Linked DNA regions of Homo sapiens: regions 2 and 3 are each linked to region 1. A link is a loop called in an ENCODE intact Hi-C map of the cell type or tissue named here. Cell type or tissue: GM12878. All regions are shown on one strand. Each heading gives the region's core, and the rest is flanking DNA. Links, peaks and the distances in the headings are about the cores only.

Region 1 (10,607 bases), core at 3,578-8,577:
GGGATAGTTAAGCCTACAGTTCAGTTCTCTGAGATTCAGTCATAAGTCACTCTTGCTACAATCTTCTGTGATTTTGCATTTTTCTTTGGGTCACTGAAGCAGTATTTACCTAATGTGCCTGTGAACACTGTCCACTTTCCATAAGGTCACAGTGCTGCTGGCTTCTGCTGGTAGCCTTCCCTGCAGGTGACTGCTCCTGACTGAGCTTTAGGGGAATGACCAACTCTGGATTCCTCATCACCAGTGACAGAGTGTGCTTCCTCAATTGGACCTTGTCTATGCCAATAGCTTAGTCTTTGTCTGTACCACCATGAATATGGTATTTGTTGTTCTGGTTTTTTTTTTTTTTGTTTTTTTTTTGAGATGGAGTTTCGTTCTTGTTGCCCAGGCTGGAGTGTGGTGGCATGACCTCGGCTCACTGCAACCTCTGCCTCCTGGGTTCAAGCGATTCTCTTGCCTCAGCCTCCTGAGTAGCTGGGATTACAGGTGCACGCCACCATGCCCAGCTAATTTCCTTGCACAATTAGAGATGGGTTTCACCATGTTGTCCATGCTGGGCTCGAACTCCTGACCTCAGGTGATCCACCCGCCTCGGCCTCCCAAAGTGTTGAGATTACAGGCGTGAGCCACTGCGCCTGGCCGAATATGGTATTTGATTTGACATTTTATATTACAGATTAAGTCCTTAAGAAAGACAACACTCATCCCTGATGTACTGAAGATCTTTGTTTTGTCAGTCAGTGCTTTCTACTTTCATTCTACTTATCATTCAACTTTCTTAGGTTAACTATCTTCTAATGTAAAAAAAAATGCATTAATATATAAAAGTATAGGCTTCAAGTTTAGAAAGCCTGTCTCTTCGGAAAGTTACTGACCTCATAGCAAACTATGAATAAATTCCCCAAAGTAGGATGAACAGAGCAATTTATATCCATATATAAACATAATTATACTATACAGTTACATAACTAGAATAAAATTTAATGTAAATGTGCCAAAGAGGAGAAGAAATCACAGAAGATTTACAAAACTTACATGAAATAAGAAAATGTTCAACTATGTAATAACCAAAGCTTCCTTAACTTGGGAATCTTGGGAACCTAGAAAGTGAGGTAACCCAAGCCAAATTCCTCTGGTGTCACAGTTCCTCCTATACCAGGCCAGGCACTTGCCAATGACACTGGAGTAGGGGTAAGCCCTGGGTGTGTTGTGTAGTGTGTGACGTAGTAGGTGAAAAACAGCAAAGAGGTAATTCTTTATTCTCGAGAGCTTCCTCGTGCACATGATCAGCTTTTGCACATGCTTGGAGGAAAAACAACACTATTAAAATGTCTTTTTAAAAGTCAAAGCTAAATGAGTATGCAATAAAGCTTTGAGAAATGGAAAAGAAAATCTATGAGGAAAACGTCAGCTTGCTTATCCAGGGAATGAGCAGGACTTAATTCTCATGCCGGCATGGGGCTGCCGGGCACCCAGCTCCTTTCCTGTGGGTAGAAAACAAGTCCCCAAGTTGCTACTGAGCCAAACTGTAAAGGCCAGTCAGGAAATGAGCAGCAGTGCTGAATGGGGAAGCCTGGATCCATGGTTTTTTCCTAAAGTAAACAAAAGATCTGCAAAAGTATTTCCTTGCACTATTTGGCAAGAGAAAGAAGCACCTGGAGAGTGAGTTAGGGAGAGAAAGCATGGAAGAAATGTGAGTAAAACAAGGAAGATTATAATGAAGCTTTGTCTCACTAATCTCCAGAGCCCAGGTGTTCTATTAAGAAACAAAGCTGCAAATGAAGAGACATCTCAGAGAGTGGTGGATTAAGAATATATTCATGGAAAGGATAGATCTTCCTTGCTTTTTGGGATCCTGAATTTCATCTTTCATTTGGATTAAAAAGAAACTTAAAAAATATCTTGTAGAAAGTCAAAGTAAAGATATAAATATTAAAATAAATGAGGGCTGCGAAAGAAAAAGTATGAGCAATGAGAAAAGCAATTATCCTTGGAGGCAGAAATTTCTTTCTTGTTTCAATGCAGCATGTGATACTGGCAATTTCAGCCATTCTCTTTCAGGCAATTTTCAGTGCGAGTGCCAAATGCTGCTTAGGGGGATATGTCTCTGCTCACCTGAGGGAGCAGGGCACAACTAAAGATGTAAGGAGAGCGATCGCATTCTTTACGCCAAGCATTCTGTTTAGCAGGACTGCCTCAGGAGGAACACAAGTTGCTCTCAGGAGGCAGAAGGTGAGAGAAATGAGGCAGCAATTACATAGTGTTGCTTGTGCTAAGTACAGAGCATTAAAAACAAAAAACAAAAAAGCCCCACTAATGCAGTGGACTCAGCAGCGGGCTCATTGCTAATTTTAGGAAGTCACACAGGTTTAGTGCTTGCTTCCAGCGGAAAAGCCTTAAAAGCCCAAAGGGTGACTGTCCTCCAGTGTTTTTTGAAACAACCAACACTTGATATATAAAGGTTAACTGAGGAAAAAATTAATTTCTGCGTTTTCTGCAATGAACTAGGAGCAATGGATTGAAAATATTTGGCCAAATAATTTTTATAAGCATAACAAAATTCCATTTTTCTGGACCAAACCTCATCAGCCCAACTAGGAAAGACGATGCTGGAGCTTTAGGAGGCAATCAAAGGCTCATTTTATTTGATAGGTAACATCTGATACAGAAGCATTTCCCGCCCTGGGCCCTGGATCTACTCAGTGCCTACCTGCTGGAGAAAATCAAAGATAAAGACCCAGATCACTGGGATGCCAAGGACACAGCTAGCTGGACACTATTTGAAGTCTATGTGCTCAAGTATTGCTTTTTTTCCCTCTTTATGTAACGTTAACGTGTATTTATTCATTCAGCTAACTCTAGCTGTTCCTTACTTAAGGTTAAGTGGTTGTGAAACCACAGACACTGTAGAATCAGAAGCTGTTGTTTTAAACTCTTGGCCAAGTAGCAGTGCCTTGTAGCTTGCCTTTGCCGAGCTCCAGGGGCAGCTGAGGGTGGGCTGTCTGACCATCTGGAGATTTCAGTGTGCTCCATCCATCTCATGCCAACCTGACTTGCCAGAATTAGGGTCACTGTGCTCTGAGACACTTTGAGATGATGCTCAAGGGAGCTGTGCTCTGCAGCCTCCTGGGTCCCTTCTGCAGGTGCACTTGCTTTTTCAATCTGATGCTATTTTTCTTACCCTCTGTAGGCACTCACACGCAGAACTATTATTACTTGCTTGTTACTGCATGTTGCTGATTCATACTCATAGGAAAAAGTAATTTTATCTTCAACACCTCTTCCTTGTCATTTAAGACATATGTTAATGAAAGACAGATTTTGGCATCCACTTTTCTCTGTAGCTTTGAGGCCACAATATAGATTCATTATAAATGAAGATGCAACTGTTATTTTACTTCTATTTATATTTATAACTACACCAAAGCCATCTTGCGGGTACCTTTGCGCCTCTCAAATCCCCAACCATATTCCAAGAAACCGTATTCCAAGAAATGCTCAACATTTCATGCCTGAATTGGTATTAATGTGGCATTAATGTACATACAATGTTTTAAATAACGATGTTTTCACTCATATTTTATTATGGACACCTCCTGATTTCACATATTTTACATTACCCTAGAGCTGAATCCTTTTGAAGACATTTTAAGGGTTTTTTTTCCCCACTGCAGTACAGAATGCTTTTTTTCTTTAAGCGAGGAGTATGCAAGTGAGAGTGCTCTGCGAGGAGGGATGCCAAGTGGAAGGCTGAAGCCTGAGGGGGTGGGGCGAGTGCAGAACTAGGCAGAAGCAGAATGCTGAAAAGAACTGATTGAAAGCTTTTTGCTTTGTCATTCCTCTCAGTTCCTTTCCTTCTCTTCTTTTCCAATTTGTAATTGTGGACAAGTGTAACCTACTTATTTGCTAGAATGATTGGATCTAGAATGAGCCATAACCTTGAAGGTCGTCTGAAACAAACTCCTCTCCACTGCTATCGTTTTCTGCTTGACTCAGAAAGCTCTTTCTTCCCTGGTGCCTTTCCCAGCAGCATTTGGGCCCATCCATTACAAGAGCAGCAAGTAGAGGTTTTGGAATCAGAGAGTTCTGGGTCCGAGTTGTGACTCTGCTACTTACTAGATGTGGTATCCTGAGCAAGTTACCCAACATCTCTTCTGTAAATGGTTATCATCAAAATGAATTCCTAGGAGTTTGAGGATTAAATAATGTGTATAGTATACACAAAATCTAGCATTCAGAGCTAAATTAAGAGTAGCTAAGCAGTTCAATAGGAACTAGGACCCATGCTTCCTGTTTGACTCTGAGGCAACACTTTTTTCCATGGAAAGATACTGTCTTTCTTACAATGTCTCATAAAACCTTTGAAAAAGTCACTGTTGCTGGAATACTGTGTGTACTGCCTTGTAGATTAATAACAATACCTCACATATATTTAATGCTCTAGAATTGACAATGCACTTTCACAAGCGGGGAAAATACCCACGCCAACACTAAGTCTCCTGATGACTAACAGAGGCAGGAAGCAGGAGGAGCAGAGGCTTTGAAAGAGGTCGATTAGTGATGCAAATGTGAAGTTATCTGCACTTGTGAGGAGCATAACAAACATCAAAACCAATTAGAAGTAACAATGTGTGATCTATTCAGGCTTCAGGACTTTGATGAGTTGGAAGTTTTGGGGTTTAACAATCCAGATGGTTCTGATAGCTTTAAGTTTTGCCTCCAAGAGGGCAGCTATCTGCATATGGGTGAATTTTCACGTACAAGCTAGAGTACAGCAACGACTTAGAATCACACACGGGTAGAAACCGGGACGTGTTCACAATTTGTAGACAAAGCATATGGAATCGAGAGAGGCAAAGCAAATAAGTTCTCAGAAGTCAATGTTAAATGGGTGTTTCAATACAGGCAAATGTGTCATACCGAATGCAAAACTTTTAATAATAGAAACTGTTATCTTGACTTTCTCACAACCTTCGGAAACAGTTCCTCATGTGTGAGAATTTTTACATTTGGACGATGCTCAAAAGTGAATTTTTAGAAATGGAGAAAAAAATGAAGGGTGCATTTAAACAATATATTCCATTGTTTCTGTACTGTAAGAAGATGAAAGAATATACCTTTTACTCCTGGAAAGAAAATGGTCCTTTTGAAATTCAGCTCTCTCAGAAGATGAATTTTTAAATATCAAACTCTGCCTAACCAACTGGTCCTAGCTTTATGGATGTGAGGGGTAAATTAGAATTTCATGCAGTTATCAAATATTTTAAACTAATACCCAAGCAGTTACATTTGCAACGCTTCATGATTTCTTAACATCTATAGACAAAATTCCAAATAGGTCTTTCCCTTTTCTTTCTGTGCCAAAATCTACATTTCTATCTAGCAGCAAACCCCGAGAAGGAAGTTGTTGTAGGTAGGTTAAGAGACAGAAAGACTGACCAGGCAAGCAGAAGACACTGGTGGAAATGGCCCTGCTGCGCAGCCATGTGGAATAGGAAGGCTATGCTGGACAGAGCCCAAAAGAGACCAGTTTGTGTCTCACAGTCCAAATTTGGTTGATGTATTTTTGAAGCTTCTAAAGGTTAACTCACATGCTGTAATACATTATAGAAAGACACGAAGCCGAATTTTACTGTGCCAGTCAAGAGGCTGGCTTGAATCCGCTATTTAGAACTGAGAGAGACAGTACAATTTACATGTGTGAGAATGTGAGAATAATTTTACCTTCTGTTGTTTTTGAAACCACCTTGGGCCATGATTTTTAAACGGAGACACAAGGAGATCTGCTGGGGTTCCCATAGCAACATTAACTTATCTAAACTGCCCTTGCTGTATGTAATACTTTCATGACTAGTTTGGCTTTTTAATGTACACTTTAATTATGAAATACAACTGAGTTAAGAGTCTTGGGCAAATTTTAATGTTTATATTTACTGACTTATGCATGTTTAAACAGAAAGCTTGATAATTGTACTTTTGAGGACTTGCCATCAAGGCAAGTTTGTGCAAAAACCTTTATGTGGTCTTCCTTGCCACTGATCTCTGACCTCACTCCATTCCATTCTATAGACAACTCCTCAACCTCTCTCAATACATTTATAAGACACCATATCTCAAACTGATCTCAGATGGCTCCAGTTCAGAGACTAGAAGTCATACACCTGCTAGTCTAGGTTATCTACAAGCTGACCCCCTTCCCATCTTTTCTACCTATCCCTCATCATTAATGTCCCACACCACACTTGTCTTCTCACCATCTGCTGAGAATGTACATTCAAGAACTAGCCTGAGACCTACCTCCCCCAAGAAACCTGATTCTTCTCCATTCTTTTTCAGAGCTAATCTCTCTCTCTCTCTCTGGAAATACTATTACTACTGCTACCACTGCTATATGATGTGTTGGCTGTGACTGGACAGCATCCCTCCCCTGGTGTTTTTTGACAGCAGTGTCTTGATTTTCCTTTGAAGAACTTTCTTCCATTCCAGGAAGTGAAATTTCCTTCCACTCCAGGTTGGAGTGCAGTGGTGCGATCTCAGCTCACTGCAACCTCTGCCTCCCAGGCTCAAAAGATCCTCCCAGCTCAGCCTCCTGAGTAGCTGGGACAACAGGTGCGTGCCACCATCACTGGCTAATTTTTGTATTTTTGGTAGAGATAGGGTTTTTCCCATGTTGCCCATTCTGGTGGCATCATCAATTAAGCTGCCCTGCCCCAGCCTGTTAAGAGATGAACCAATGACTAAAGCTGGACCAATGATATTCTTCTAGAAATTGGATTTTAAGTGAATTCAGAAAGAAAAAACAGTTGGAACTTAATTATTCCAATGATGGTTCTTTCAAGAGAGTATTTATTTATTCTAGGTTCTGTGGTTCATAATCAAAGTCTGCTAGCTGGTAAGTTCCCTATTTGAGTGTTTGTATATTGTCTTAGATCATGATTTACAGGTTTGGGATATGCACATTTTGTTTTGCCAGCTGTACTCTATTTATGCTCCCTGAAGAGCATAAACAAGGCTGGGTCTTTATTGTTCATATTATTCCACTGAATTTAGCACTCAATATGTAAGTAGTCAATAAATATTATGTAATGAGTATGAGACTAATCTTAAAAACTTCATTTCTACAAAATGTGATTTGCAAGCCAACTTATGTCCTTTTTGAAGCAAGGGAGTAAATAAATTTTTTTTTTTTTTTTTGATACGCAGTCTAACAACTGTCACCCAGGCTGGAGGGCAGTGGTGTCATCTCGGCTCACTGCAACCTCTGCCTCCCGGGTTCAAGTGATTCTCCTGCCTCAGCCTCCCGAGTAGCTGGGATTACAGGTGCCCACCACCACGCCTGGCTAATTTTTTTTGTATTTTTAGTAGAGACAGGGTTTCACAGTGTTGGTCAGGCTGGTCTTGAACTCCTGACCTCATGATCCGCCTCCTCGGCCTCCCAAAGTGCTGGGATTACGGGCTTGAGCGACTGCGCCCGGCCCTCGAGGGGATAAATACATTTTTAACTGCCACAATTTAAGAATTCTCTTGGGTATGACAGTTGTCTTAAACAGAGCTTACCACTGATACCAGAAAGGGTCTGGATCCAGACGCCAAGAGAGGATTCTTGGATCTTGTGCAAGAAAGAATTGAGTCCATACAGCAAAGTGAAAACAAGTTTAAGTAAAGAATAGGCTGGGCGCGGTGGCTCACACCTGTAATCCCAGCACTTTGGGAGGCCGAGGCGGGCGGATCACAAGGTCAGGAGATTGAGACCATCCTGGCTAACATGGTGAAACCCCGTCTCTACTAAAAATACAAAAAAAAAAAAAATTAGCTGGGCATGGTGGTGGGTGCTTGTAGTCCCAGCTACTCAGGAGGCTGAAGCAAGAGAATGGCGTGAACCCGGGAGGTGGAGCTGGCAGTGAGCTGAGATCACGCCACTGCACTCCAGCCTGGGTGCCAGAGCAAGACTCCATCTCAAAAAAAAAAAAAAAAAAAAAGTAAAACATAAAGAATGGCTACTCCATAGGCAGAGCAGCCCCAAGGGCTACTGGTTGCCCATTTTTAAGGTTATTTCTTGATTATATGCTACACAAGGGGTGGATTATTCAGGCCTCCCCTTTGTAGACCATATGGGTAACTTCCTGATGTTGCCATGGCATTTGTAAACTATCATGGCACTGGTGGGAGTGTAGCAGTGAGGACAGCCAGAGGACACTCTCATTGCCATCTTGGTTTTGGTGGCATTTGGCCGGCTTCTTCACTGCAACCTGTTTTATCAGCAAGGTCTGTATGACCTGTATCTTGTACTGACTTCCTATCTCATCCTGTGACTAAGAATGTCTTAACCTCCTGGGATTGCAGCCTAGTAGGTCTCAGCTTCATTTTACACAGTCCCTATTCAAGATGAAGTTGCTCTGGTTCAAAAGCCCTTGATACAAGAGCTTGTCAGCTTACATACCTTTTTTTTTTTTTTTTTTTTTTTTGGAGACAAGGTCTCACCATGTCACCCAGTTTGGAGCGCAGTGGTACAATCTCAGCTCACTGCAACCTCCGCCTCCGAGGCTCAAGCGATCCTCCCACCTCAGTCTCCTGAGTAGCTGGGACCACAGGTGTGTGCCACCATGCCTGGCTAATTTTTGTATTCTTGGGAGAGACAGGGTTTTGCCATGTTGTCCAGGCTGGTCTTGAACTCCTGAGCTCAACCGATCTGCCTGCCTCAGCCCCCCAAAGTGCTGGGATTACAGGTGCGAGCCATTGCACCTGGCCTAACAACTTGTATATCTAAGAATAGCCTGAAAATAATGTCAGCATGGGCTGTACTTCCCCAATTTTAGGAAAGGAAAGAGGAACTAAAATTCTATTTCAGATATGAGCCTCTGAATTTCAAAAAAAAATTGGGAGAAAATAGACAACAACAAGACAAAAAATAATACACTTTGACCTTGGGCTTGTTGTAGCTTTCCCTGGAAATAAGGTGTGCTTTCTCTCTGCAATCAGATGACAATGGGAAGAGTCTGACTGTGTTTGGGAACTGGTTTACTAAGCCTAAACAAATAAACAATTTTTTTTACTTGCAAAAAATGTCAAGTTACATTTTCTCAAAATTACTTGACATAATACTAACTTAATTGAATGCTTATAAAAATCAAGGAACAAGCAAAATGGTTAGATGTAATAAATTCAAACAAGCTTGAGCATATCAAGTTTTCAAAGCACAGAAAAAGGCATACTGTGCTGAACCACTTACATGTGCTTAAAATGCACAAAGGAGCTCACCTATGACAAAACGGCAGGAAATACAAATTCTCTTCTTTTTTTCTCATTGTCTTTTGAGAAACAATAGACTTACAGTAGTCCTTGAATAGCACAGTCCTCTGGCTTTGTACCTTAACATGTTACAAAGTTCAGTCTTGTGAAAGGAGTGTAGATACCATATTGGAGCTATTCTGAGTCTGGTGCAATGGTTTCTGGAATTTGCCTTGAATCCACACTCGGTGCATTTTCACTTGTTTTTTCCTATTAACTTGTAAGCGGCGATCAACCAGATTTTGCTTTTCATCTAAACTGGCTTTGCAGAACATACTGTGGACTTCCCCTGTGAGACAAAAATGGCAATAAAAGATATGACATGTGACTAGAGATGGGGGAGGTCAGGAGTAGAACACTGATGGAATAACTGACCATCTAAATTTCATTTATACAAGAAACACTCTCTAGAACAATTTGGTGAAGGAAACCTGTGAAACCAAGCGAGTTTCTTCTATTTCACAAAAATACACCATGCATATAAAAATACACCTGTTTACAGACTAACACGGCAGACATCAACAGATATATAAAACTATTGGTTGCAGCTTTCAATATTTTGAAAGGTGCTCCCTTTCTGAGTTTTTGTTGGTTTACAGAAACCCAAAACGGCAGATTATAAAAGTACTCACATAAATTTGGGGAAATCCTTGAATGCAGCATTCACTTGGTACTGTTAGAAATGCATTTTTAAAAATGTGAAATTGGTTGGGCATGGTGGCTCACGCCTGTAATCCCAGCACTTTTGGAGGCTGAAGCAGGCAAATCACCTGAGGTCAGGAGTTCAAGACCAGCCTGGCCAGGGTGAATCACTTGAGGTCAGGAGTTTGAGACCAGCCTGGTCAAATGGTGAAACCCCTTCTCTAATAAAAATACAAAAATTACCTAGGCGTGGAGGTAGGTAATCTCAGCTACTTGGGAGGCTGTAATCCCAGCTACTTGGGAGGCTGAGGTGGGAGAATCGTTTGAACCGGCGAGGTGGAGATGGCAGTGAGCTGAGATTGTGCCACTGCACTCCAGCCTAGGCAACAGAGTGAGACTCTGTCTCAAAAAAAAAAAAAAAAAAAAGAGAAATCAGCTAGAGATAAGTAATTTTCCTTCTTTCTATTTTGAAAATGTATTGTTTTTTTAGACATAAGATTCACTCTGCTGCCCAGGCTGGAGCACAGTGGTCCAATCATAGCTCACTGTAGCCTCATCTGCCCCAGCTCAAGTGATCCTTCCACCTTAGCCTCCCAAGTAGCTAGGACTACAGGTATGCACCACCAGACCAGCTAATTAAAAAAAAATTGTTTTGTAGAGACAGAGTCTCATTTTGT
Region 2 (10,607 bases), core at 2,305-7,304, 72 kb before region 1:
TCTAATGGAAATTTTGACAAAGCTTCTTCGGGAAGTAACTTTGGGGGAAATTTTGGGGGTGGTCTTTGCGTACATGGTTCAGGAAAGTTTGTCTCACTGTCTAACTTCATAGCTTTATAAATCAAATTAATGGTGTTGAGTTGTGGTATAATATAGTTGGTCTTTATTTGCCTCCAGTTCCTGGCACAGAGCTCCTAAATTATTAGAATTTCTTGAGTGATAGGTGTATCTTTTGTTATTCATAATGAGCTCCTTTTGACCATACTAGAGTTTATGTTAATGAGGTGACTCAGGGTGGCCTTAGATAGATTTAGGTTGGGGACTGGTCCCCAGAAAGACCAAACATGGGATCAGAGGGTTGAACATTTAACCCCACCCTCCAACCTCCCGGGAGGGGAGAAAGGCTGGAGATTGAGCTCAATCACCAATGGCCAATGATTTGATCAAACACACCTACAAAACAAAGCTTTGATAAATACTCTTGAACAGTGAAATTTAGAGAGCTTCTGGGTTGGTAACATTGATGTGGTGGGAGAGTGGCACCGTGGAAGAGGACATGGAAGTGTGACTGTAACAGGTTCCTTACCTAAAGCATGGCAAGTGGACACACTGACCTCAAGGATTGCAGCAGAGAAAGGGTTTAATAATCATAGGGCATCTGAACAAGGAGATGGAAGGAAACCTCAGATTTGCCTCCCTGAGGAGTTTGTAAGGGGTTTGGAGTGGGCTGAGGTGTGGGGATTGCAGGGTGAAGTCATGGACTGGAGAGATGAAGAAACTGCATTCTCATGTTGATTCAGCTCTTCTGTGGGGATTGCAGGGTGAAGTCATGGACTGGAGAGATGAAGAAACTGCATTCTCATGTTGATTCAGCTCTTCTGTGGGGATCCTCAAACTGGTTGTGGATGTCAGCTGTTCTGCTGGAATTCAGGATCTGAAGAACATCTTAAGCAACTCTTAAACAAAAGCCTCATGATTCCAACATCCGAAATCCCATCTATAGAAACAATGTGGATGCAAATGGTCAGTATCCAGTGCTATGTGACTTTCAGTTACAAGTAAGTAGGCCAAAATGCAGCCTATAATTAAGCCTCATGCTTAATTATAACTATATTTCTGTCCAGAACCTGGCATGAAATTCTTGTCAACTCTGTGATTGAAACCTCCTTTGCAAAGATTATGACAGTGAGAGAAATCTAACATGGCTGACTCCATCTTGCTTCTAGTCTCACAGGCTGGCTGTCTTTGCTCATTCCTGGGGATAGGCCAAGGTAACTGCGAGGAATATAGTTCATAGTTTAAAGCAAGAATGAGAAGAGTCCCTCCCTGAAACTGATCCCTTGTTTGTTCAGGGACTGAAACTGCCTTTGTAATGGGAGGGGCCTGACTTCTGCCAAAATGCAGGCATAATTTCTCTAATCTCTTACTGCTCAGGAGTCATGTGGCCAGAGGTCACAAATCTTGTGACTTCCCCAATTGCTCCTGTAGGAAACATCCCTGTTGTGGAACCTAAGATTGGTCTTTTGAGATGTTTTTCAGACTTTTGCATTCAGGCAACTGATTAATTCCAACTGGACTGGTGACTTATGACTCAACCAATCCTGTAGCCCCACCCAGAGGCAGACTCAGCACATAGGGACTGTTTTCCACACTCTTATGCTTTTATTCCCCAACCAATCAGCAGCACCCATTCCTTAGCCCCTGCCTGCCAAACTATCCATAAAAACCCTAGCCCCTGAGTTCTTGGAGAGATTGATTTGAGTGATAACATCCGTCCTTCTGCTTGGCTGTCTTGGGTTAATTAAGCTCTTTCTTTACTGCAATACCATGGTCTCAGTGAATTGTTTTGTCTGTGCCGCAAGCTGGAAGCACCCGTTGGGTGATTGTACAAGGACAGTTTCAGAAGCTCTCCACTTCCTTTCTCCCGCAGCCTTGCCCTATGCATCTCTTACATGTGGCTGTTCCTGAGTTGCATCCTTTATAATAAACCAGTAATCACAAGCAAGGTGCTTCCCTCAGTTCTGCAATTTGTTCTAACAAATTATCAAACATGAGGGAGGGTGATGCGAACCCCCAAATTTGCAGCCAAATAGGATAGAAGTGTGAGTAGCCTAGAAACCCAGGAATTCTACCTGGCATCTGAAGTGGGGGCAGTCTTGTGGGACCATGACTTTAACCTGTGGGGTTTGCACTAACTCTGGGTAGTTAGCATCAGAGTTGAATGGAATTGAAGAACACCCAGTTGGTGGGAGATAACTGGTGAATGGATGTTGGAACAATGTGTTGGAAAAGACACTGTAACCACCCAATGGTTTCACTTTGCCCACTGCCTAGACAGAGCTGATTTCTAAAGACAGGGGCATTGTAACAGAGAAAGTGTAATTCACACAGAGCCGGCTGTGTGGGAGACCAGAGTTTTATTATTACTCAAATCAGTCTTCCTGAGCATTTGGGTATTCGGGGATCAGAGTTTTTAAGGACAACTTAGTGGACGGGGGGAAGCCAGTGAGCTGGGAGTGCTGATTGGTGAAGTCAGAGATGAAATCTTAGGGAGTTGAAGCTGTCTTCTTGTGCTGAGTCAGTTCCTGGTGAGGAGGGGGCACAAGATCAAATGAGCCAGTTTATCGAACTGGGTGGTGCCAGCTGATCCATCAAGTGCAGAGTCTGCAAAATATCTCAGGCAGTGATCTTAGGAGCAGTTCAGGGAAAGTCAGAATCTTGTAGCCTCCAGATGCATGACTCCTAAATCATAATTTCTAATCTTGTGACTAATTTCTTAGTCCTACAAAGGCGGTCTAGTCCCCAGGCAAGAAGGAGGTTTGTTTTGGGAAAGGGCTGTTATCATCTTTGTTTTAAACTATAAATTAAGTTCCTCCCAAAGTTAGTTCAGCCCATGTCCAGGAATGGACAAGGACAGCTTGGAGGTTAGAAGGAAGATGGAGTCAATTAGGTTAGATCTCTTTTGCTATCTCAGTCATAATTTTGCAAAGGCAGTTTCAACACCACACATTTGGTGTCAGAAAAAACCCACACATGGATATATGCAAGGTTAGGATCAATTTTTCCCCAGTTGGTTAGATGATGCCACATTGTAGCACTTGTCACACTATGTTGAACTGCTTGTTTCCTTGTCTGTCTGTTCTATTAGACTGTGAGCACATGGAAGACTAACATGGGCCTTAATGCAACTTCATTCACATACCAGGGGGAAATCCAGGTTCTGCAGGCCTGAAGCTTACATAGTTTGGGGAAGGAAGGATTTTTCAAAAGAATACAAAATTAGGTATGAAGAAATCACAACCAATTACAAGTATAAAAAGCTAATAAACACAACATCTATGAAAATGAAATGTTTTTCTTTATTAACTGCCTGACACATCTCTATATTTTTCCTACTTTTTTGGCTTGTCTTCTTCGATTACCTCTTTCTTTTTCTTTTCTTCCTATTTTTTTTTTTTTTTCTGAGACAGAGTTTCACTCTTGTTGCCCAGGCTGGAGTGCAATGGCTTGGTCTCAGCTCACTGCAACCTCTGCTTTCTGAGTTCAAGTGATTCTCCTGCCTCAGCCTCCCAAGTAGCTGGGATTACAGGTGTGCACCACCACACCCAGATAATTTTGCATTTTAAATACAGACGGGGTTTCACCATGTTGGTCATGCTGGTCTCGAACTCTTGACCTCAGGCGATCCACCCGCCTCATCCTCCCAAAGTCCTGGGATTACAGGCATGAGCCGCTGGGCCCAGCCTTCGATTACCTCTTTCATATGACAATAATTTATAAGATCATTTCCTATATTGAATAGAAAGGTCGTTCATGCTTTTCTCTAGCATGGTTGATCAACATGTTTTCTAATATTTCCTAGAAAAGCTTATTTCAGTTCCCCAATTCATTATTGCTAAGTCATGTAAATTTTTACAAATGCTATCAAATTTTGGAAACCTCTACCAAGTGTCTTACATAGATGGGTTATAACATTTCAGGGCATTTCAAATTATGACACAGTGACTAAACTTAACTGTTCTTTGTATTGACCATACTCCTATTAACCAGTGTATCATCAATGCCCTGCACCATCAGGTCACAACATCAGATGACTTGTCATGTTGAAGAGTACAAGTATTCCTACCAGCCATTCCTAAGCTGGGATGGCCAGCATAGCTTAACTATTTACAGAAATGGCTGCCCAAACACATAAACGTATCCCACTAAAGCCCAAATAAATGTATTCCTAGCCCAAATTACCTTAGAGGAATCTCAAAATGACTGTGAATCTCCAATGCCACTAGACACAAGGGAGAACTGAAGTAAAGAGGAAGTCAAAGTGGAAAGAGATAGTAATCTTAATCAATTGTGGTTAGAGTATCTTACCTCTGCAAATTTTGCAAAAACATATGACCACATAAATATATCGCTAGGTGCCTTCTTGGAAGAGGCACATGACACTGAGGGTCTTTGAAGCTGAAGCTTTACTGGCTTCATGTCAGATTCCTGCCTGCCTCACACAGTACTGGTCACAAAACAGGTACTTTACAAGTATTTGCAGAGTGCACGAATGAGAGTTCATCTGTGTGCAGTCTGTCGAACGGCAGTAATGATAGCATGGGCAGGGAAGGAGTGAGTAAGTGCTTTGAGTCCATTACCCTAAGTCAGGGACTGCCTGTGTCCTTTCCTTTTAAAATTTGTTCCAATGTAGTAGAAGAAATACAAGGTTCCTCTGGTTAAAAACAGTGAAATGATTAAATCTTTACAGCTCTGAAAATAACTTTTGCAGCACATACCTCATAGTCTGTCCTTGCTGCCTAAAAGCAAAGAGAGCTGGCAAATCCACTGGGTAATAAGGAGGCCTCCAACCTCCCTGCCGCCTTCATTTTGAATATCCACCCCCCAACTCCGCCACCCCGCAAGTCACTTTGCCTCAATACCCTGACAAGCATCTTGATCATTTGGGGGCATTCTTTAGAAACTTTGATATGAAAAGGCCTTTCTCATCTTCAGATCAGTGCTTAAGTTCTACATTCATCAAATACAAAAGTGAAAAGAAGCTTTTAAAAATGTCATTGGCACTCACAGGCACCATCAGGAGAATGCTTGCACAAACTGTTTAGGGAATATTTCTGATAATAAGAAGCAACATTTCCAAAATTTGAAAGAATAACTTTAAGAGTACATATAAAAACACATTCCATTCTAATAATTTGGGCTACTGATATCCTACCTAAAAAACAAGCTATTTGCTAATTTCACAGAGTATGGTAGAGGTCAACATTGCTGTGTGTCTTATTTTTCTCTTATAGTTTCAGTTCTGAGTTGTGCCCCAAGTTGGAAATTATGGGAAAAGTGTTGTGACTTAGCTGGGAGTCAGAAGTGAGCCTCAGAGTTGGCTAGCAGAAGCAAATTTCACAAAGTTTGAGAAAACTAAGTTCATAGAAATAGGTTATAGAATGGATAAGGGGTCACAGATAGGAGTGCCAGAAACACACCCAGGGTAGACGCCAATTGTGTTGGATTTATATTTGCAGTTTCTCCAATATTAGGTAGTCCCCCACCCAACTAAAAATTCCACATAAGAGATATTTATTATTCTTGGGGTACTACTCAGCATCTGAAACTTCTTCCTATGTTTGGGGAATCCTACTTTATGAGTCTTAGTGGGAAAAAGTGCCTACTTCCCACTTCAGAAGCAGAAAATGCCAGATCTTCATTTCCCAGCTCCCTTACTGGAAGGTGGTGTTATACAATGTGGGCAAAGCCAATTAGAAATATCTGCCTTCGACTTTGAACCAGTGACACAGGACATAGATACTGCAGAGAATCCTGTTGTTTTTTTTTTCTTCTTAAATCAGCCAGAAGTAGTTTCTGTCATGTGTAACTTGTGACCAAATTATAGCTTCTGACACCTTGGTCACAAGTAAAATGCTATTTTAGGGGGCCTGAAGGGCACTTTGAAATCCTGAGTAGTTCCCTTTAAGGATTCAAATATGACTTTGGGCTGCATTTTAAATTTTAGGCTGGGTGCAGTACCTCATGCCTATAATTCTAGCACTTTGGGAATGAGGTGGGAGGATGGCTTGAGCCCAGAAGTTCAAGACCAGCCTGGGCATCAAAACAAACTCTGTCTCAACTTAAAAAAAAAAAAAGCCATGTGTGTTGGTGTGGGCCTGTGGTCCCAGCTACTCAGGAGGCTGAAGCAGGAGGATAGATTGGGCCCAGGAGTTGGAGACCTCAGTGAGCTATGACTGCACCACCACACTCCAGTCTGAGTGACAGAGCAAGATCTTGTCGACATCTGTTGGGATCATTGATCTTCTTAGTAACAGTGAAACTGGAGCAAGTATTAGGAATCTAATTTTACAGCTTAGGAAAATGAGGCACAGAGAGCCAAAGTGCCCTGTCCAGGTGACAAAACTCATTTAATGGCAAAGCTAGGGATCTTGATATCCAGTCCTGTGATCTTTCTCTTCTTGCCTTCATAAATCTTTTTTTTTTTTTTTTTGGAGATGGAGTCTCACTGTTGTCACCCAGGCTGGAGTCAGTGGCTCGATCTTGGCTCACTGCAACCTCTGCCTCCCAGGTTCAATAGATTCTCCCGGCTCAGCCTCCCGAGTAACCGGGATTACAGCTGCCCACCACCATTCCTAGCTAATTTTTGTATTTTTAGTAGAGATGGGGTTTCACCATGTTGGCCAGGCTGGTCTCAAACTCTTGATCTCAGGTGATCTACCTGCCTTGGCCTCCCAAAGTGCTGGGATTACAGGCGGTGAGCCACCACGCGCAGCCTCCATTGTAAATCTTTATCATGCAGGCAAAAGAAAAGCAGAGAGAAAGATGCATGATCAGAACTCAATTCATATAAAGATCAGAAAGGTCGGCCGGGCGCAGTGGCTCACACCTGTAATTCCAGCACTTTGGGAGGCCGAGGAGGGCGGATCACGAGGTCAGGAAATCGAGACCATCCTGGCTAATATGGTGAAACCCCGTTTCTACTAAAAATACAAAAAAATTAGCCGGACGTCGTGGCGGGCACCTGTAGTCCAGGCTACTCGGGAGGCTGAGGCAGGAGAATGGCGTGAACCCGGGAGGCAGAGCTTGCAGTGAGCGGAGATCCCACCACTGCACTCCAGGCTGGGCGACAGAGAGAGACTCCGTCTCAAAAAAAAAAAGGCTCAGAAAGGTCATCAAAATGACCTGATGCAGCTTCCAAATCTCAAAAACAGGACCTGGAAGCAGCAGAAAAAGGCTTTTGAGTCCCGTGCTTTTTTACTGCTAAAGAGACAAACCAAGAGATTCCTCCTTCTTCTATCAGCCAGCTTAGAGTGTGACCAATTGTGAGGGGCAGTGAAAAGATAATCACTCATCACTTTTTCTCTGTTTAAGAATGACCTGTGTGAGGTTATTTTAAGAGGAGAAATTACTGCTAAAATCACAGAGAGTCGTAATCAGTCATAATTTTACTTTCTCTGGTAAAATTCCCAAAGGAGATATTTGTACTGAATAACACACTTAAAACAAACCTGTTGTGCAGAATCCATTTCAGATTCCTCATAATGCTTCTGCTTCATATAAGAATTCAGCTCTGTACAGAGTAACCTGAACAATCATCACTCCCAGGATATCAAACCCCAAACAGTAATGTGCATTTAATGAGAACTTCAAGGAACGTTTCTTAATTTGGAAGAGGTGCTGTCTATAGGCAATGATGGTAGTTATTACAGGCAACCACTGAGAGTTCAGCTGTTGTGTTAAAAATAAAAGGTCGAATTCAGTCTTGGAGTTTCTCACAGATTATGTTCTATTCGCATCGACAAATAACAAAATGCTTTGGAAAGTTATTCTTTTGTGTACGCTATTTTAATTCCAATCTTTATCTAGATTTGGTTAAAAAAATGTTTGGTTGATCACTTATGTCCTTTATTACCCAGGCGCAGACAATGGATCGCAGATTGAGCTCAGTGCAGAGTGAATATCTGGTTGTTTGTGGAAGACTGGGGAGTAAGTCTAGCCAAAAGGAAAGGTCCACTTTTTTTCTTTCTAATAAGCTTATTATTTTAAATCAGTTTTTGATTTACAGAATTTTTGTAAAGATAGTACAGAGAGTTCTTGTATGCCCCAATTGCTAACATCTTACATTAGAATAGTACATTTGCTACAATTAATGAACCAATATTGATGCTATTATCAACAGAAGTCCAGAGTTCATTCAGATTTCCTCAGTTTTTTTCCTAATGTCCTTTTTCTATTCCAGAATCCCGTCCAGGACAGCACATTACGCTTAGCTGTCATGTCTCCTTGGCTGTAACAGTTCCTCAGTCTTTCCTCGTTTGTGAGGACCATTTGAGGAGTACTGGTCAGGCATTTTGTGGGATGTTCTTCAACTGAGATTTGTGTAAAGTTTTTCTCATGATTATATAAGGTTATGGGTTTTGGGGAGGAGGACCACAGAGGCAAAATGCCGCTTTCTTCATATCATATCAATGGTACATACTATTAACATGACTTATTACTGTTTATGTTTGGGAGCCCCCTTTTTCCTCTCAATCTCAGGGACCTTCTTCCAGGTCCCCAAATAACACTGACTTCTCTCTCTTTGTGTGTACGTTTTTTGTTTTGTTTTGTTTTGAGACAGAGTCTCGTTCTGTCACCCAGGCTGGAGTGCAGTGGTGCGATCACAACTCACTGCAACCTCCACCTCCCGGGCCCAAGCGATCCACCTACCTCAGCCTCTTGAGTAGCTGGGACTACAGGTGCATGTGCCACCACACTTGACTAATTTTTTTCTTTCTTTCTTTTTTTCTTTTTTTGAGACGAAGTCTTGCTCTTGCTGTTGAGGCTGGAGTGCGATGGCACAATCTCAGCTCACTGCAACCTCCGCCTCCTGGCTTCAAGCAATTCTCCTGCCTCAGCCTCCCAGGTAGCTGGGACTACAGGTGTGCACCACTATGCCTGGCTCATTTTTTTGTATTTTTAGTAGAGGCAGGGTTTCACCATGTTGGCCAGGCTGGTCTCAAACTCCTGACTTCAGGTGATCTGCCCACCTCGGCCTCCCAAAGTGCTGGGATTACAGGCGTGAGCCATCAAGCCCAGCCACTTGACTAATTTTTGTATTTTTTATAGAGATGGGGTTTTGCCAGGTTGCTCAGGCTGGTCTTGAACTCCTGGGCTCAAGCAATCCACATACCTTAGCCTCCCAAAGAGCTGGGATTATAGGCGTGAACCACCATGCCCAGCCTTTGCTTTCTCTTTTGATTGATTATTGTAATTTTGAAAGTGAAATTGGGGATCAAATATTCAAAGGTGGAGAGAATTCTACAAATTATAAACATAACCAAAGAGAAGCCTCCTTGTCTACCTCAGCCTCTGCCTTCTCATTGCTGCCCTGAAAAATCGAATCATCTCAGACTGATGAGACTCTTTTCACATCAGAATATAAACCAGGTGATACTGTCAGTAAAGGACAGGAGGAATTGCCAGTTGTGTCAATCATATTGTCCAGTACATTTCTAGACAGCTTTGCTTTGGCTAAATATAGTTGTAATGCATTTCTGTTGCTAAGCACCATATTTTTATTAGCCAAGGTACTCTATTTGAAAATGCAAACAGAGCCTGGGTCTTGTAATGAAGTGCCTGGGTAAAAAGGGACAGAGTCTAAATGTCATTGACTTTGGTAAGTGCGAACTTCCAGAATGGTGTGGTACAGTTTCCTAAATCCACCTTACAAAAGAGTCCAGGGAATGACCTGCTTTCATCTTGCAGCCTACTTCATTTTATTGCCATGTCTATGTGTCTTATTTCACATATCTTTCCCGTCAGTTACAGAAAGACTGAGCTACAGCTATGGCCGCTGAGCTGTATCTATCCACAGTCATGTGGTTCAGGTGACAACGAAACAAATAGCTCACTCAGATGAACATTGGCTCTCCAGAGCAAGGTAATCTATAGGAGAGGAACAAAAACTATATATTTCAAATCTTTCCTTGTGAGGAGATTCTGGGGTTATATCAGACAGTTCAAGGAGCCTATGAGTTGCTAAAAATTGCAGCAGGTGACCCATGGAGGTTTATGTAAAAAATTCTTCTCTGGCAGTTGAAGAAAAGCAGAATGAGTGTTTGCCTTTCTCAGTGGCTTAAGAATAACCTTCTCCCAAAACAGGCATAGACTAAATGTATTAGTCAGGGTTCTTAGCTGCAAATCAGAAGCCAACAGTAGGTCATTTAAGCAGAAAAGGCATGTTTTTGCAGAAGTCAGCAAATGTGACCTGGCATTTATTTTTGTATGGCCCACAAGCTAACAATAATTTTTACATAATTAAATAGTTGGACAAAGAACATTTTAAAAGATGGATATTCATGACCCATGAAAAGTATATGAAATTCACATTTCAGTATCCATAAATAAAATGTTATTGGAGCACAGTCACACTCGCTTGCTTAAGTACTGTCTCTTGTTGCTTTCATGCTATAGTGGCAGGATTGAGTAACTACAATGAAGATTCTCATATATGGCCTACGAAGCCTAAAATATTTATTAATGTCTTAGTTGGCTAAGGCTTATTTATTATAAGCTTATTTATTAATGGCTTATTTATTATAAGGCTTATTTATTAATGGCTT
Region 3 (10,607 bases), core at 2,954-7,953, 350 kb before region 1:
ACGTTAAAAAATATTAAGGAGATCCCTTAGTGGAAAGCAAGTAAGTAATTTTTAAGTTTTACAAAATGATTTTTTTTTAAACAGTTCTTCCAAGGCAATGCTTGTGAACTCTGGTGCAGTCACAGCTCTCATTTGGCAACGACGGCAGGCTGGGCTCTCTTCCTGGGCAGATATCTGTAGCATAAATGAAACACTAATCTCTAGGGAGATTGAGGGACTTTTTTTTTTTTTTTTTTTTTTGGAAACAGGGTCTCGTTCTGTCACCCTGGCTGGAGTGCAGTGGCTTGATCTTGGCTCACTGCAGCCTTGGCCTCCTGGGCTCAAGCGATACCCCCACCTCAGCATTCCACGTAGCTGGGACCACAGGTGTGTGCCACCATGACAGTGAGGGACTCGACACTCGACGAATGGACACAGACTCAGGCTAGATTGGCTCGTTGGATCTTCCCTGAGGTGGAAAATACTTCATTATTTTCTGCTGTCTTCAGAAAAGCCAGTTTCAGTCTTTAACAGTGGTAGATTTGGTACCAGGTTCCAGAAACACGATGTAAGAGAGAGTTTCCCTGACAGTGGGCCACTCTCCGTGGCCTTGTAGGGAGACAGACCAGGGAGTCAGTCCTTAGGGCCAAGGCAGAAGGATTGCTTGAGCCCAGGAGTTGAAGACCAGCCTGGGCAACATAGACCCTGTCTCTACAAAAAATTTAAAAATTAGCTGGGCGTGGTGGCACGTGCCTGGAGTCCCAGCTACTCAGGAGGCTGAGGTGGGAGGATCCCTTGAGCGCAGGAAGTCAAGGCTGCAGTGAACTGTGAGGAAACCATGCAAGGTTAGGAAAAGTCTTGAGTGTTTGTGTGCATGGGGCTGGGGCCTGTGTGCTGGACTAGGGAGTTTGAGCTTTGGCTTAAATACGGCAGTCATGAAGGCTGGAGGGGCAGCACAGTGGGGGACCAGCTTCAGGAGGGACGCTCACCTGAACCCCCTTTGCTAAGACTCTGAGTCTAGGATGACGACTGTGTTACTCTGTTCTGACACTGCTATAAAGAAATACCCAAGACTGGGTAATTTTATAAAGGAAAGAGGTTTAATTGACAGTTTCACGTGGCTGGGCAGGCCTCAGGAAACTTACAATCATGGCAGCAGAAGAGAAGCGCAAGCAGGGGAAATGCCAGAGGCTTAGGAAACCATCAGATCTCGTGAGAACTCACTCTCACGAGAACAGCAGTGGGGAAACCACCTCCATACTCCAATCACTTCCCACCGGATCCCTTCCTCCACACGTGGGGATTATGGGAACTACAGGAAGAGATTTGGGTGGGACACAGCCAAACCATATCAGTGACTTTACCTTTTCCCCTCTGATTTTTGTTCCTGTTTTATTTTTAGTCCATTACTAATTGTGCTTACCTGGGAGCAGCTTAACTTAGCTCATTTTCTGAAAATTCTGGAGACCTAGAAATGGCCTTGTGGCCTCTTCCTCACCTGAAAGGCACCTACTAAAGCTCAAAGATGGCTCTGCCTTGGATGTCCAAAATTTCTGCTTTTGACTATAGTGAAGATGAGACTGGTGAGCTGCTGGAGCTACGGTAGTGACATGGAAGCCCTGATCCCACCTTTAAGGAACCTGTGGTTTAGGCGGGAACATGAGGCAACTTCATGCAAACTGCAGCAAGTGAAGAGTCTCAGCTGAGCAGAGACCTGGAGAGTCTGGGTGAAGGGAACATTCTCTGGCACCTGAAGAAGGCTTAGCCAGACCTACATTTTAGCAGGTGGAGAAGGAGTTAAAAAAATCCAAGCAGGAGCCCTAAGGGAGCTCACAGTAGGAAAGCCATGGGTGTTAAAGCCTCCAGCAGCAGTTGGCTACAGGTGCATTTTATTAGAAAATTTAATACATCTTATTTAAAGGATTTATTTGTGAAAAGTTTTTTCTTCCAGAGAGTGGCCCGATTTTATCAGTAACTTGTGAAGGAAGGTTGGGTCTTCTCCCTGTGACCCTGAAGATGAAGGTCTTCTTTAATTATCTGACTACCCAGCAAGGTTTCAACCCTGTCTTCAGATTAGAATCGCCTCAATTAGAATATTAATTCCTGGGCTCTTGGAGTTTTTAAAAACTTCCCCAGGGAGGGTGGACCTGTAACTGCGGGAGGTAACAGGGGCATAGGAAGGTCATCGTTCTTGCTAGGTGTTTACTTTTACCACTAAGCAAAGTGCACAGGTTAGAGGAGGGATCCTTTTGTCATTTATATATATATATATATATATATATATATATATATATATATTTGCATTAGATCTAGGAAGAACAATTTCCGACTTGGCTAACCAAAGTGTTCCTTTATAGGCCTTTTGCATATCGAGCCAATTGATAAAATGGGGAATTAATGCCACAGCCAGTTATTCAAGCACTAGAACAAGAAGACGTGGAAGGGCAAGTGGGCCCCACTCCCAGCTGGGGGCTGCAGGTGAGGGGGATGGGGAGGGGTGAGGAGAGTGAGAATGTGCAGCAAAAGAGCAGAGGAGTAAGGAGTGCAGACAGGTGCAGATGCCGCCCCACTGCCTCTCCAGGGAGTTACACGAACGTGGGTACTCTGGTCACTGACAGTTTAGAGAAAACGCCACACTGCAGCCATTGATGGAGGTGGGCCTCGGACTTTCAGTGTTACCAGAGTTGAGGTTACACTGTATTTCCTGGCAAGAAATAGATACAAGCCCATGCTCCATGAAGGCCGCTGGGGTTTGGGATAATAACAGTAGCCAGCATGTATTAAGTGTTTCCTGTACATGGGGTGAATAATGAGATAAGACAGTGCTCTGCCCAGCAGACGAGAGGAAGCAAACAGGTTCCCCCTAGGCATGTTTCCTTTGAACTCCCCTGTATATATTAAAATGTGAATTAATTGCCAACATTTAAAAATCAGAAGGTTTCACATAAATCCAGATTTCTGGTTTCTCAAAGTCACAAGATCTGGCAACAGATCAGTCCTACAGGGAAATGAATGCCCCTTGGAGTCTCTGTCCTCCAGTCTCCAATTCCCACAGCCCCACCTGCGTGCGCCAGCCCCCCTCCCACCACCCGCAGGTGTCTGAGTTTGCAGAGCCCTGTGTTATCCTGGTAGTAACACAGCTGAGTCTGGGGAGAGGGGAGGGATAGCTGGGAAACTGAGGTTTCCTTACAGTCAGCGGGGCCAGAACCCGTGGGGACCCAGGATTAGGAAACAAGGTCCTTCACGGATTTCATTATTTAGGATCCAATGAATCGTGTGGAATGGGCACTAAGGTTAGCAAAATTTGAAGTAGTTGCTTAGACTGTAAACCTGATGGAGAAAATGTCCCTGGACAATGACTGGGACAGTAACAGCAATTTGAGTTTCACTAGTCTCTTTTCCTAAAGCCATATTCTGGGTCCCCAACCCATTGATCATTTACCTTAACAACCAACTCTATTGGAATTGATCATTCTCTTTTCCAGAGACCAAGGGTTGTGAATAAGAGTTCATGAATCCCTGACTGGCTTTCTTGCCGTCCACTCTCCATGGCCTTGCTTCCTGGGGAGGGGCCTGTTTGCCCAGCTCTGCCCAGGCTGGCCTGGTTTGAGACCCATACTAAGAAGTCTGCCTGAGGTTCAGGGCAAGCCTCTTCCAGAAGCACTTGAATTATGGTGGCTGGGGGTGGGGTTACAGGAACTTCTCATTTCTTCTCATAAACTTGCATATTGCCAGAATTTTTAAAACCACAATTACTTTTTATTATTTTATTTTACTTTTTTTTTTTTTTGAGATGGAGTCTTGCTCTGTCACCCAGGCTGGAGTGGAGTGGCGCAATCTCGGCTCACTGCAACCTCCCAGGTTCAAGCAATTCTCCTGTCTCAGCCTCCTGAGTAGCTGGGCTTACAGGCATGTGCCACCACGCCCGGCTCATTTTTGTATTTTTAGTAGAGATGGGGTTTCACCATGCTGGTCAAGCTGGTCTTGAACCCCTGACCTCAGGTGATTCACCTGCCTCGGCCTCCCAAAGTGCTGGCATTACAGGCGTGAGCCACCGCGCCAGGCTTCGAATTGCTTTTTTTTGTTTGTTTGTTTGTGTTTTTTTTGAGACGGAGTCTCGCTCTGTCGCCCAGGCTGGAGTACAGTGGCACTATCTCTGCTCACTGCAAGCGCTGCCTGCTGGCTTGACGCCATTCTCCTGCCTCAGCCTCCCAAGTAGCTGGGACTACAGGCGCCCGCCACCACGCCCGTCTAATTTTTTGTATTTTTAGTAGAGACGGGGGTTTCATCGTGTGAGCCAGGATGGTCCCGATCTCCTGACCTCGTGATCCATCCGCTTTGGCCTCCCAAAGTGCTGGGGTTACAGGCGTGAGCCACCGCACCCGGCCTGAATTACTTTTTAATCACTAACAACAATGGGGTTATTTTGATCTAGGGGGTGTGGATGAATGGGAGACTTACAGAGCCAGAAAAAGCCCTGTTCCGGGCCAGGCGCGGTGGCTCACGCCTGGAGTCCCAGCACTTTGGGAGGCCGAGGCAGGCGGATCACGAGGTCGGGAGATCGAGACCATCCTGGTCAACATGGTGAAACCCCGTCTACTAAAAATACAAAAATTGGGCGTGGTGGCAGGTGCCTGTAGTCCCAGCTACTTGGGAGGCTGAGGCAGGAGAATGGCTTGAACCTGGGAGGCGGAGGTTGCAGTGAGCCGACATCATGCCACCGTACTCCAGCCTGGCGACAGAGCGAGTCTCTGTCTCAAAAAAAAAAAAAAAAAAAAACCTTGTTCCATCTCTTCTGAAGCCTTTCATTTCAGTCTGTCCAGGACGGCCGCTGCTGCAGGGCCGGGGAAGCTTTTTCCCCAAGCAGCGTCATGACTGGTCAGACTAAGGGAGCTCTCTGCTAACAACCCCCAACACTGTCCCTAGATTAGAATTATCCATGAAATTTCCCTGAATAGACTTGCACTGTGACTGATTTGCAATGCTGTGTTGTGTTTGTAAATCAGTTTGGCCAGAACCGTGTAGCTCAGACAGCTATGCTGAAAGAGCCCAGAAACACAATGGCAAGAATCCATGTTGTACCCAGGCGCTGTTTTGGCTTCTAGAGCTCTGGAAACAGTGTTAGCGTCAGGTAGTGAAGTATGCATGGTTCCAACACGTTCACTCGAGATCAGTGGCTAAACAACCTGTGTGCTTCTCGGTGGTGAGGAACAGAACTGCTAGAGGAGCCTCATAAAATCAAGAAGAAACAGATGCCTGTTGTATGAGTCCAGGAGCTCAAAGCTCATTCCGATTTTAATAAACAGTTACTTGCCTTTGTCTCTGTCAAGGTTTTGTTTTTAAAGGGCATGAAACTTTAGAGACTAATTCATTTCCCCAAATTCAGATCTCTCTTAGGTAAGCAGTACAACCTGAGAAAAGAGGACAACCCTCTGGGATCTTTGGCACCGTGACGCTGCCATATTCCAGGAGAGGACAGGTGAGGGTTCGCTGTGGCTGAATCGGAAGGAGACAGAAGAAGCAGGGACGAGCCACCGGGCAGGCCTCAGGACAGGCTTAGGTTCTGAACTTGATCCCATGGACTGGTGTTACCCAGAGTGAAGAAAACTGTCTTTCCTCCTTTAATACCTATATATTTTATTTTAGCACGTATTGGGGAAAAAATAATAGTTGCATTGGATATGGCTAATTTTACGAATTAACTTCAGTGAAAAAAGGGAATGGTTTTAAAGAGAAGTGATGGGTGAGTTCTTGAGTTAATTCCCTCAGGGGAAGCAGGTGCGCCTGGAGAGCTCAAACCGAGGCCCCTGCTTCACAGGCGGGCGGGCTTTGGGGTAGGAGCTGAATCCACGTAGGTCTGCCCGGTCCCACGCCTCAGTTCTGTCCCCACGCGGCAGGTTCCTGGAACGACATTCACCTTTGTTCAGGAACTCCGGTCTTACCGCCGCCCACGTGGAGTGGGATCCGAGCCAAGGGGGCCTCCCGAGCGGGGACTACAGTGCGCGCCACGGGCCACCAGGTGGCGCCGGGAGCCTGGGAAAGCCGCGCCCCGCCAGCGGCCGCGGGGTCTCCGGGCCGCCCTCGCAGGGCCCCTGGGCGGGGCCGGGGCGTCGCGGTGGGGCGCTTTCCGTTCTTTGGAAGAAGGGCTCTGGTCCCCCGCTTTCTTTCCATCTCAGACCCAGTGCGGAAACGTGGGGGATGAGCCTGGGCGCCTTCACCAAACGGAACCCCCTTTAATCTGATGTGAAGGCAAATCTCTCCACCGGGGGACCCGTTGGGTGCGGCGGAGACACCCTTCGGTGGCTGAGAAACCCTCAGACGCCGTGGAAGCACCAGGGGTCTGAGCGCCCAGTGCGGGAGGTGCGGGGCCGGCTTCCCTCCCCGGGGCTGGAGCCTTCAGGAGCGCCGCCCCCACCCGGCTTCCTCCGAGGGCAGTGCTGGACTCTGGCCTGGCCCCTGGCCGGCCGCTGCCCTTGGCCTCGTCCAACCCACACCCGCGGGGCGGAGGCTCCTGCTGTGCACAAGCCCGGGGCGCCGGGGTGGGGCGGCTGGGTCTGGGCCCAGGTGTCCCGAATCCAAAAGCATCCCACTGCGCTGCCTGTAAATTAGCGATTTCGGATCTAGTGATGAGCAGAGGGGACAGAATAGCCCAGAGGCCGGGTAACTAACATGTGCGGGATCAAGGAAGGCGTTCGTGGGCAGCTACTATTAGGGCTTTGAAGAATGCATAGAGGTTCTCTTAGGTGGTCAAAGTGGAAGGAAGAGGTTCTCTTAGGCAGAGGGAACAGCGTCTGCAAGGACACACAGGAATGTGGCACGTGGTGTGTCCCGGAACTACAAACAGCTCTGGTTGCTGGAATGTGAAAAGTCAAGTATGGAGTGGTAGCAGTTGCCACAGAAGGGGGAGCGGGGCCAGATCGCCGAAGGCCTTGAATGCCATGCTCAGGGGCTTAGACTGCACTGCCCTGGGGAGTTTATAAGGGGGATGGATGTTTTTTGTTCTTGGCAGTGAAGTACCCAGGGAGCTTGCCCCTTACATAGGTCAGTGGTCTGAAAAACCTCCTTTTTGGCAAGCAGGGGCCTTTCGTGAAAGAAAAAAAAAATCATATGGCACATAGATTCAAAAGCCAGGCCAGTGTGGAGCTGCCGGCAGTTTCCCTGTGAGCAGGAGGGAAAGGCGGGGCATCCCTGAGAAAGGAGCCATAGTCATCCCAGCCGGATGGCGTGGGAGAAATCTCAGGAGTCCATTATCCCCAAACACTAAAGTCCAGCAAAGTGCTGTGCCACATGTCATCCCCCACCCTCCACCTGCCTGCTGTAGTTGTGGCTGGAGGAGTAACTCACATTTTCCCTGGTCTTGTAGCAGACTGGGAAGAACCAAAAGCTGAATAGGGTGAGAGCATCCTCTTTCTTCTTCAGCTCTTTAGCCAAAGGACTCTTTCAATCCTGAGCTCGGAAAAGCAACCATGGACCAGCACTTCTCAACCCTGGTGGCTTTGAAAAACACTGTTGCCTATGGATCAGGGACAGCATTGTGGAGATCCTCCCTCTCAATTCCTTCATTTTATAGATGAAAACAGTGAAATCCAGAAAGGTTAAATGTCTCTCCAACAAGCATACGGCTAGGGGGTGGTAGAGCTGGGTCTATACCTAGTACCCAGGTGGAAATCGGATCCAGGGATTCTTTCAGCAAGCCTGAGACCCGGGCAGGTGTGGGGCGGGGCCGGTGGAGCAGAAACAGACCAGGCTGCAACTGCAGGGCTGCATGGAGGACCTGGGTGCAAGGTCCTCGGGGGACTCGTGGGGGATTCTCAGAACCCAGCCCCCAGGGCTTTTAGTATCTTCATTTTGATCACAATTTAAAATAGCAGTGGTTTGTGGGGGTTTTTTTGTTTGTTTGTTTTTCCCAACAAGGAGATGGTGTAGTCAGTGATCAGACCTCGGTTGTGAAGTCAACTCGATTCAGCCTAGTCAAATGGCCGCTCGCTACTGGGGGAGCTTCCACCACTGCAGGGGCCATGCACCTGGCTTCAGCATTCTTCCTGGGCACGGGCATCCTTCTGCCCCTGCAGACTGGCAGAGCAGCAGAGGCAAAGTGGACAACTAGGGTGAGAAAGTGCTACAATGCGACCTGTGAGGAGGGGAGGTGGCCTCAGGGGTTATACCTGTCTTCAAGCCTTGGTGTCGTGGACAAAGTCTGACTTAAAGTCCTCTCCAGCACCTAGCTCCCAGCAGGCACTCACCATATGCCGCACAAAGGCACAGGCGATGAGTGTAGCTCCATGTGCTGGGTGCTAGGTTAGAGTCGAAGGGGTGGCAGTCAGTGCCTGGCATGTGGTGGGCACTCACTGGGGTTCTCTGCCTGGGCCACTCCCTTCTCTGGACCCTGGACCCTGGACAGGGATTTGAGTGGGGAGGGGCCTGCCTTCCTGGGAGGAAGTTACAGAATGGAGCAGGGTGGGGAGGGGAAGAGGTTTCAAACCATTTCCCACCGCCCCCTGGGGGGCATGGGCTATCTCTGGAGGTATGCTGTGCATGGGTCAGTGTGACCGAAAGGCAAGGGCTACTCTGCCTCTGACACCCAGGTCCGAGGCTTTGTATTCTTGAATTTGCCATCCAAAACCACAAAGTTGTTTTAAAAAACCCACGAAGTTGTTTAAAAGATACAAATTTAGGCTGGGTGTGGTGGCTTATGCCTGTAATCACAGCATTTTGGGAGAATCACTTGAGCCCAGGGGTTGGAGACCAGCCTGAGCAACATAGTGAGATCTCCGTCTCTACAAAAAATGAACAAAATCAGCTGGATGTGGCGGTTTGAGCCTGTAGTACTTAGAAGGCTGAGCTGGGAGGATTGCTTGAGCCCAGGAAGTTGAGGCTGCAGTGAGCTGTGCTTGCACCACTGAACTCCAGCCTGGGTGACAGAGTGAGACCCTGTCTCAAAAAAAAAAAAGAAAAAATATATATACATACATACATACACACACATATATCATTTGATCCTTAAAGAACAGAGCTGTCGGCCGGACGCGGTGGCTCACGCCTGTAATCCCAGCACTTTGGGAGGCCGAGGTGGGCGGATCACCTGAGGTCAGGAGTTCAAGACGAGCCTGACCAATATGATGAAACCCCGTCTCTACTAAAAATACAAAAATTAGCCGGGCGTGGTGGCATGTGCCTTTAATCCCAGCAACTCGGGAGGCTGAGACAGGAGAATCTCTTGAACCCGGGAGGCAGACGTTGCAGTGAGCCGAGATCACGCCACTGCACTCCAATCTGGGCAACAAGAGTGAAACTCCATCTCCAAAAAAAAAAAAAAAAAAAAAAGGCGGGTGTGGGGAAGAACAGAGCTGTCTTGCACCCTGACTACATTTACAGACTTCACTCAGAACCAGAGAACACTATTTATATTTTTCCCCAGGTGGGTCTTGGATCCAGTGTTTAAGCAAAAAACTTTTCAAAATTCCCCAATACAATTGTTTTTCTGTTAAGAAAATTAAATAGCTCATTAAATAACTTTAAAATCTCAAAAAGCTGTATCAGACATGACCCATGGAAGTTAAATGTAATTTATTAGATATTGCACCATGGGCCGGGCCAACCAACATGGCAAAACCTCATCTCTACTAAAAATACAAAAAAATTGGCCAGGCGTGGTGGTGCCGACCTGTAATCCCAGCTACTTGGGAAGCTGAGGCAGGAGGATCACTTGAATCTGGGAGGTGGAGGTTGCAGTGAGCTGAGATGGTGTCACTGCACTCCAGCCTGGGAGACACAGAGTGAGACTCCGTCTCAAAAAAAAAAAAAGATAAGATACTGCACCATGAATTGACCGAATACTCTCCCCTGCCATTACTTTGGTCACTTCAAAGGTTTCTTTTATGCGCGTCCGTGTGAAGAGACCACCAAACAGGCTTTGTGTGAGCAATAAAGCCTTTAATCACCTGGGTGCAGGTGGGCTGAGTCCGAAAAGAGAGTCCGTGAAGGGAGATAGGGGTGGGGCCATTTTATAGGATTTGGGTAGGTAAAGGGAAAAAGGGGGTTGTTCTCTGGCGGGCAGGAGTGGGGGGTCACAAGGTACTCAGTGGGGGAGCTTTTGAGCCAGGATGAGCCAGGAGAAGGAATTTCACTAGACAATGTCATCAGTTAAGGCAGGAACAGGCCATTTTCACTTCTTTTGTGGTGGAATGTCATCAGTTAAGGCAGGAACCGGCCATCTGGATGTGTACGTGCAGGTCACAGGGGATATGATGGCTTAGCTTGGGCTCAGAGGCCTGACATTCCTGTCTTCTTATATTAATGAGAAAAATAAAACGAAATAGTGGTAAAGTGTTGGGACGGTGACAATTTTTGGGGGGTGGCATGGAGAGATAATGGGCAATGTATCTCAGGGCTGCTTCGAGCGGGATTAGGGGCGGTGTGGGAACCTAGAGTGGGAGAGATTAAGCTGAAGGAAGATTTTGTGGTAAGGGGTGATATTGTGGGGTTGTTAGAAGAAACATTTGTCGTGTAGAATTATTGGTGATGGCCTGGATACGGTTTTGTATGAACTGAAAAACTAAACGGAATAAGAGAAGGAGAAAAACAGGTATTAAAGGTCTAAGAATTGGGAGGACCCAGGACATCTAATT

Evidence for each region. Peaks named below come from ENCODE experiments on the same cell type or tissue, not always from the same donor. Only the 100,000 strongest peaks of a DNase experiment are listed, where the experiment ranks them.
Region 2: a loop joins it to region 1, with 2.2 times the contacts of the local background. A loop is called at or near these places in 3 of 110 quality-filtered maps.
Region 3: a loop joins it to region 1, with 5 times the contacts of the local background. A loop is called at or near these places in 7 of 110 quality-filtered maps.

Annotation. Positions count from the first base shown.
Region 1 is chr2:171,314,786-171,325,392 of GRCh38, forward strand. METTL8 (methyltransferase 8, tRNA N3-cytidine) reads right to left here. Exons shown (of 10, transcript NM_001321154.2): 10 at 961-9,577. The coding sequence ends at 9,387. Among named protein-coding and RNA genes, the nearest start is that of METTL8, 110 kb to the right of the region's middle. RefSeq lists enhancers at 1,075-1,897, 3,000-3,059, 3,787-3,886, 4,365-5,187, 5,333-5,382 and 1 more and silencers at 1,974-2,268, 3,575-3,777, 9,194-9,488. In GM12878, for the core only: a CTCF peak has its summit at 5,488; DNase peaks (open chromatin) are centred at 3,927, 4,516, 4,666, 5,676 and 1 weaker place; H3K4me3 peaks cover 2,367 bases; H3K27ac peaks cover 5,000 bases.
Region 2 is chr2:171,244,011-171,254,617 of GRCh38, forward strand. LOC107983995 (a long non-coding RNA gene) reads right to left here. Exons shown (of 3, transcript XR_923576.2): 3 at 623-997. Among named protein-coding and RNA genes, the nearest start is that of TLK1, 88 kb to the left of the region's middle. RefSeq lists an enhancer at 293-1,492. In GM12878, for the core only: no CTCF peak of the experiment used is centred there; a DNase peak (open chromatin) is centred at 4,401; H3K27ac peaks cover 305 bases.
Region 3 is chr2:170,967,603-170,978,209 of GRCh38, forward strand. It overlaps LOC124906091 (a long non-coding RNA gene), which reads left to right and starts at 309. Exons shown (of 3, transcript XR_007087293.1): 1 at 309-1,861; 2 at 2,337-2,457; 3 at 5,366-5,919. RefSeq lists silencers at 5,874-6,183, 6,324-6,573 and an enhancer at 9,883-10,439. In GM12878, for the core only: a CTCF peak has its summit at 5,960 (motif pointing right); a DNase peak (open chromatin) is centred at 5,919; H3K4me3 peaks cover 740 bases; H3K27ac peaks cover 1,007 bases.